2 separate regions of the Mus musculus genome follow, and region 2 is linked to region 1. The links are chromatin loops, found by intact Hi-C in ENCODE. Cell type or tissue: heart. All regions are shown on one strand. Links, peaks and the distances in the headings refer to the core of each region. The heading gives the core; the rest is flanking DNA.

Evidence for each region. Hi-C counts contacts between places; a loop is a spot of excess contacts. Peaks named below come from ENCODE experiments on the same cell type or tissue, not always from the same donor. Only the 100,000 strongest peaks of a DNase experiment are listed, where the experiment ranks them.
Region 2: a loop joins it to region 1, with 3 times the contacts of the local background. A loop is called at or near these places in 1 of 42 quality-filtered maps.

The regions. Positions count from the first base shown.
Region 1 is chr12:101,082,341-101,085,243 of GRCm38, reverse strand. Ppp4r3a (protein phosphatase 4 regulatory subunit 3A) reads left to right here and starts at 1,542. Exons shown (of 15, transcript NM_211355.2): 1 at 1,542-2,515. The coding sequence starts at 2,374. It overlaps D130020L05Rik (RIKEN cDNA D130020L05 gene), which reads right to left and starts at 2,793. Exons shown (of 2, transcript NR_038050.1): 1 at 745-2,793. In heart, for the core only: no CTCF peak of the experiment used is centred there; DNase peaks (open chromatin) are centred at 1,533 and 2,333; H3K4me3 peaks cover 2,120 bases; H3K27ac peaks cover 1,927 bases.
Region 2 is chr12:101,911,565-101,914,467 of GRCm38, reverse strand. Trip11 (thyroid hormone receptor interactor 11) reads left to right here and starts at 1,297. Exons shown (of 21, transcript NM_028446.1): 1 at 1,297-1,778. The coding sequence starts at 1,640. It overlaps Gm20036 (predicted gene, 20036), which reads right to left and starts at 1,801. Exons shown (of 2, transcript NR_152255.1): 1 at 491-1,801. In heart, for the core only: no CTCF peak of the experiment used is centred there; DNase peaks (open chromatin) are centred at 1,277 and 1,607; H3K4me3 peaks cover 2,206 bases; H3K27ac peaks cover 1,476 bases.

The sequences.
Region 1 (2,903 bases), core at 85-2,584:
TTGTCCTGGACTTTATAAAAAAAAACTAAGTATGAGGGGAGCAAGCCAACAGGCAACATTCCTCCATGGTTTCTGCTTCAGGCTCCTGCTTTGAGTTCCTGCCCTGATTTCCCTCAGCAATGGACTGTGACCTAGAAGTATACGCCAAATAAATTATTTCCTCACAGTACTTGTTCCCAAACACAAGCTGGCAATTCTGAAATTCTGAGAAGTACAAATCCTGGTGTACCCTGATTCAAAGTCTCTAAAGGACACTTTATAGAGGAGAGGAAGACCCGGATCATAGCAATTTAGGAAAGCTCTGGAAGACACAAAATAGTTTGTAAATGATTTCCATCATCAGAATAAGCCAGGAGACAAAATACTGAGACTGGCTAGGTGTGTTCTATTGGGTTCTGTACTCCAGCAAAACAGTTTCAGAGGGATGAAAGCAACAGTTTCTTCTTTGATGGGTAAAGAGTCAAGGCAGATAAGAAACTATTCACTGTGTAAGCTCTGCTAGTCAGTCTCCAAGGGCCTTTAAAAAGGTGGTTCTCAACATGTGGGTCTCGATCCCTTGGCGGTCAAACACGGGACACAGCAGATATCCTGCATATTACAGTTACGAAGTAGCAACAAAATGATTTTATAGTGAGGGAGGGGTCACCACAACAAGAGAAACTGTGTTATAAAAGAGTCAGAGCATTTTAGGAAGGTTAGAAGCATTGCTATAAAATAATCAGCATAGAGGGCCATACTGCTAACCTGCTCTGCTTGGAGCTCATGGGCTCCATCTAGATGCTTGAAAGGATTGCATTCTGGTATTTAGAAACAGCAACTGCTTTGTTTTTACATGCTTCCGAGTTTTGTTGGTGAATGATTTCAGGTATGTCTTTGCGAGCACTTGTCTCTGGTGTGGGTTAAGAAAGATCCCAGCTTCTCGCATACGTTGCTTCAGCCAGTCAGAGCAACATTGTGAGGCTGTGTTTCAAAAAAAACAAAAAAACAAAGAATTTCATCTTATTCATACAGTACGGCATTTATCTTTGCAAGCCCTTCAAGATGTGTTTTGTTATTTTGTTTAAAAAAACAAACAAACCAGCCTAGGGCTACAGACGATCAGCTTTGATAACCGACAGAGAAAGGGAGATAACCGCTGATTATTGTGAGGTGAGTGCTCAGAATGATCCCGGGGAGCAGTGCCACGCGTGAACACCGCGTCGAGGGTTTTAGACTTGCCCGGCCATTGCGTGCCTCACTGCATCCCGCCAACCTCGCGGTCCAAACGGTCCTCTCTCAGAAACTTCTCTATTTCAGGCCAAGGGAAGAAGAGGAGGAGGAGGAGGAGGGCGGGGGGAGGACGAGGAGGACGCCAGCAGCCCGCGCCCCCAGGGCCGACTGCAAAGGTCCTCCCTAAAGCGTCCGGAGAAGGCTCGCACGGGAAAGGACGAGCTCCGGGATCAGAGTCCAGTCTGGCTCCAGAAGCCGCCAACAGACTCCACACCCCTTCCCCGCCCGGAGCCGAGGTGATGACGAATTCAAAGTGCGACGGACGCACACGCAGCCCGCGCTTGCACGACAGTACGCGCAGGGCAGCGCGAGGGAGTCCCGGTCCGTCACCGGCGCGACTCGCGTCCCGCCTCCTCCGCTCCCGCCACCCCCGCAGCTCCGCGCCCGCCTCGGTGCAAGGCCTCGGCCGGAGCGAAGCTGCCGGCTCCCGTCTTGTCGCTTTAAGTGGTGGGGCTTGCGGGCCGCCCCTGCCGCTACTGCCTAGGTGGCCCCGCGCGCCGCTTTTGAGGGGCGAGCCAAGATGGCGGCGGCTTTGGCTCTGTGAGGAAGACGGAAGAGGCGGCGGAGTAGGGAAGGCGGCTTCTAAGAAGAGCCAGGGGTTCTCGGGTGGCCAGAGGCGTTCGGAGTCTCCCGGGAAGTGCTACCTCACCGGCTTCGGATGCTTTAAGCGGGAGGAGCGGAGCGGGGCTTCCTGCTGCAGCGGCTGGGCCAGGTACAAGGGAGGAAAACATGGCGGCGGCGGCCTGAGGAGGCGGCGGCGCGGGAAAGCGGCTCTGCGGAGGTCATGGTGGAGGCCGGAGCGGGTCTGTGAACCGAGCCGCACCTCGTTGGAACGGCGGGCCGGTAGGCTGCGTAGTGCTGCGCGTTCCCTGTCGGGGCTGCTGGGCGGCCGCGCTCGCTCGGCCTGGACAATAGCGCCGGGGAGAAGGAGACGAGAGAAGGCGGCGGCCCGGGGCTCGGACCCGGGAGCGGGCCATGCGAGCGGCGGCGCAGCTCCGCGGCGGCCAGCGGTGGCACTGAGGTCCCGGAGTTCCCCGTTTGCGGCCGCCCGCCTTTTCTGGACACTGTCCCTGGGCCACTCGGGCGGGGCCCCCGGCCGGCACGATGACCGACACCCGACGGCGGGTGAAGGTCTACACGCTCAACGAGGACCGGCAGTGGGACGACCGGGGTACTGGCCATGTGTCCTCCGGCTACGTGGAGAGGCTGAAGGGCATGTCCCTGCTCGTCAGGGCGGAGAGCGACGGTAAGTGACCCTCACTGGCCCCTCTCAGAGCAGTGGCGCTCGGACTGGGACGGCGGGAGTGCGGACGGGAACGCCACGGGGTACCCAAGTCCGGTGGAGCTCGGTGGAGAGCATTCGGGGTGTCCATCCTTAACCCGAAAACCTTGTGGCGTTGGGATTTCGAGCAGAGCGGAGCACGTTGCGCCGTGCTGCCTTTCCAGTGCAGAAAGGTCGGAGACCTGAGATCCTCTTTCCCCGGTGGTTTTTGCACCGTCGTGACCTTGAGAAAGGCATTTAACGGAAACGATCTGCTCCCCCCCCCCCCACACACACACACCCCTTAGTTCACCAATCTGTAAAGCAGGCATAAAACCTTGCTTGGCGCTCGTAAAGTTCATAGCTGTTGCAC
Region 2 (2,903 bases), core at 310-2,809, 830 kb before region 1:
GCCCTTGGGACTCAACTTCTTCATGCCTTCTGGGTCCATACTTACAAATATTCCCCAATTCATTCTTAAGCCATCCTTGCCTTCTTATAAATTCTCAAAATTGCCAGGGGCCTCCAGCCAAAGGGACTTTATTATACTCAGTTATGTCTTATTGTCTAGATAAGCTATATGGGAGCGCCCCCCCCCCATAGCTGTATCTCTCACTTGCTCATTTCAAGTCTCTATGCAAGATTATCTTATTGTGGAGTCCTCAGCCATTTTCTACATCCCCAGGGCTCAACCTACTGTGGCATGCCCATACTCTCCTTACCTTACCCTGTTTTACTTTCTCCCTAACATTCCCTAGTGCCCAGAATTAACAGTAGACATGTTAAATCATTTGACGACTATATATACTACACTTAAAAACACTGTATTGGGCATGATGGTACATTCTTGTAATCCAGTACTCATGAGGTAGAAGCAGAAGGGTCATCAGTTCAAAACCAACCTGGATTATAGGAGAGCCTATCTCAAACAAGGGCTGAGGATGTGGCTAAGCCGAAAAGCCTCAATGCCTGTACAAGTCTCTGGATTTGATCTTCAGCACCAAAAATTCTCCATCATTCAAGCTGAAAGTGTAGCTCGTCAACCCCACCCCCAATGACAGTGTTCTGGCCTGCTGCTTCTCTTGGGTGTGTGTCTTTTCTTCATTTTCTTGTCTTCCTTACTACTAGCCACGTGTCTCTGTCCAATTCCTTGTTCTGGGACACGGAAGCTGAAAAACCCTCGGAGGCAACCCCTAAATTCAAATAGATATCTGGTGAAAATTATTCAGAGAGGGATCATTTGAGAGGCGGTCATGGGATCCCACAATCCTTTAAGTGCATGGTAACTGAAAACAAACACCAAAACAAGGGTTTTCTGCCTGGACATTTGAATTGCAACCCGCTTTTTCAGCTTTGTAGCCTCGTTTCCAACCCTCTGGCACGGATGCTCTTATATCCGCAGACGCTGGATAATAGAGTAATGCAGATGGATTGAGGTTGCTTCCCTGTGGGGTGGGACGACCCTATCGAATCCTAGCGATGCAATAGCTCTTGTAGACAGGATCAGAAGGCACTGTCAAGGGTTACTTCCTCTTACAAACAAAAGCAGCTGCGCAGGTGGGAAGAGCCACCGCCGCCGCCACTGCCTTTTCGGTCTCCACCTAAAGTTCCGCAGGTTACGCGGAAGTCACGGATCTGGCTGGCCCATTTACTTGGTCCTCCGCGATCCCACGGTCCTTCGCGCCCGGGACGCCTCTGGCAGCGGCCCTTCTACGCTATCGCGAAGCTTCTCTATGGTCACTGCCGCTTTCCCGGCAGTGTCATGGCGGCCGGCGTTGAGTTGGCAGGACTGGCCCACGAAACTGAGGAAAGTCAGTAAAGCTGAGAAAGAAGTAGTGCAGCCGCACGGCGGGAAGCCGTGGGAATGAGCAGAGGCCTCGCGGGGCCCACGGTGTCCACAACGGCGAACCCTTGGTGAAGCGTCAGGCCGGGCCTCGGCTTTCTGACGCGGCCGTTGGTGGGAGTGCCGTGTCCTGCGAGTCCTCAGCGTCTGGATCCGCACCAGCTTCGGCGTCCAGGGACATTTGGAGAGGACGTGTCCACCCGCAGCGATGTCGTCCTGGCTCGGGGGCCTCGGCTCCGGCTTGGGCCAGTCTCTCGGTCAAGTAGGGGGCAGCCTGGCTTCCCTCACTGGCCAGATTTCGAACTTCACGAAGGATATGCTGTTGGAGGGCACGGAGGATGTGCCAGGTAACAGCTGGAGCGAGGGCGGTGGGGCTCGGTTGGGATCCACTTGGTTCCGGGTCCGGTCGGTCGGCAGACGCGGACGGGTCCCGAAGGAGTCACTCCACGCTTTTTTCTCTGCTCTCCTCCCTTTACCTCCGTAGCCGCTTTTCCAGCCTTCAGGACCACGGTGGAGAATTCTGGACCTCTCCCCTCATTGAATACGCTGGATAGCTCAGCGAAGTGGACCTGCTGTTTCTATGCCGAATAGGGTTATTTGGGTGGCCCATGCCTATTACTTACTTCGCCCATAGTTTGGGGGCTGATCTCACTTTGATCCTATTCCTTTAGTATGACAACTAAAGTATGGCAATTGCCCTCCTTCCCCCCAAATACTTTGTAACATTAATTACTCAAGATTAAACACTTGATCTGGCTTTAGCACGTTGTTAGGGGAATAGGGCTGTTTTTCTATTCAATTGTTTTCTAATTTTGCTCATCTTGAAGACACTTTGCAGCTGAAAACGTAGTTTTGTGTAGGATGGCACATTCTCCCATACTTTTGGAGAACTTTATCTTTTGAGAATCTTACCTACCTTTACTCACTTTAAAACTTGAAAAATATTGTGGTGTCTCTGTCTGTCTGTCTGTCTGTCTCTCTGTGTGTGTGTGTGTGTGTGTAAATGATGCACATATGCATGAGTGTCTACCTCATCGCCCGTGTGTGGAGGCCAGTAGACAACATTGTGGAGTTCTCTTTTCCCCTTTAGGTGGAATTTGAGGATGGAATTCCTTTTACTTTGCTTGAACGACAAACACCTTTACTCACCCATTCACCTGGCCAGGCTCCTTCCCTTATTTTTGAAGTCATCATCTTGCCGTCCTAATGAATAGTGACCTAGAATTCGATTGTAATCAGTGGTTAGGTTAATTACTCTTCCGATTTCTTGACATTTGTTAAGCAAGGAAGTGAGGAGATCCAGCCTCTAAGAGCACTGGCTGCCCTCTCAGAGAACCCAGGTTCTATTCCCAGCACCCAGTGGCAGGTAGCTAGCTCACAACTTCATTCTGTTTTCAGAGACTCGGGTGTCACCTTTAGGCCTCAGCAGGCAGTAGGCACCCAAATTGTGCACAGACACACATCCATATCAT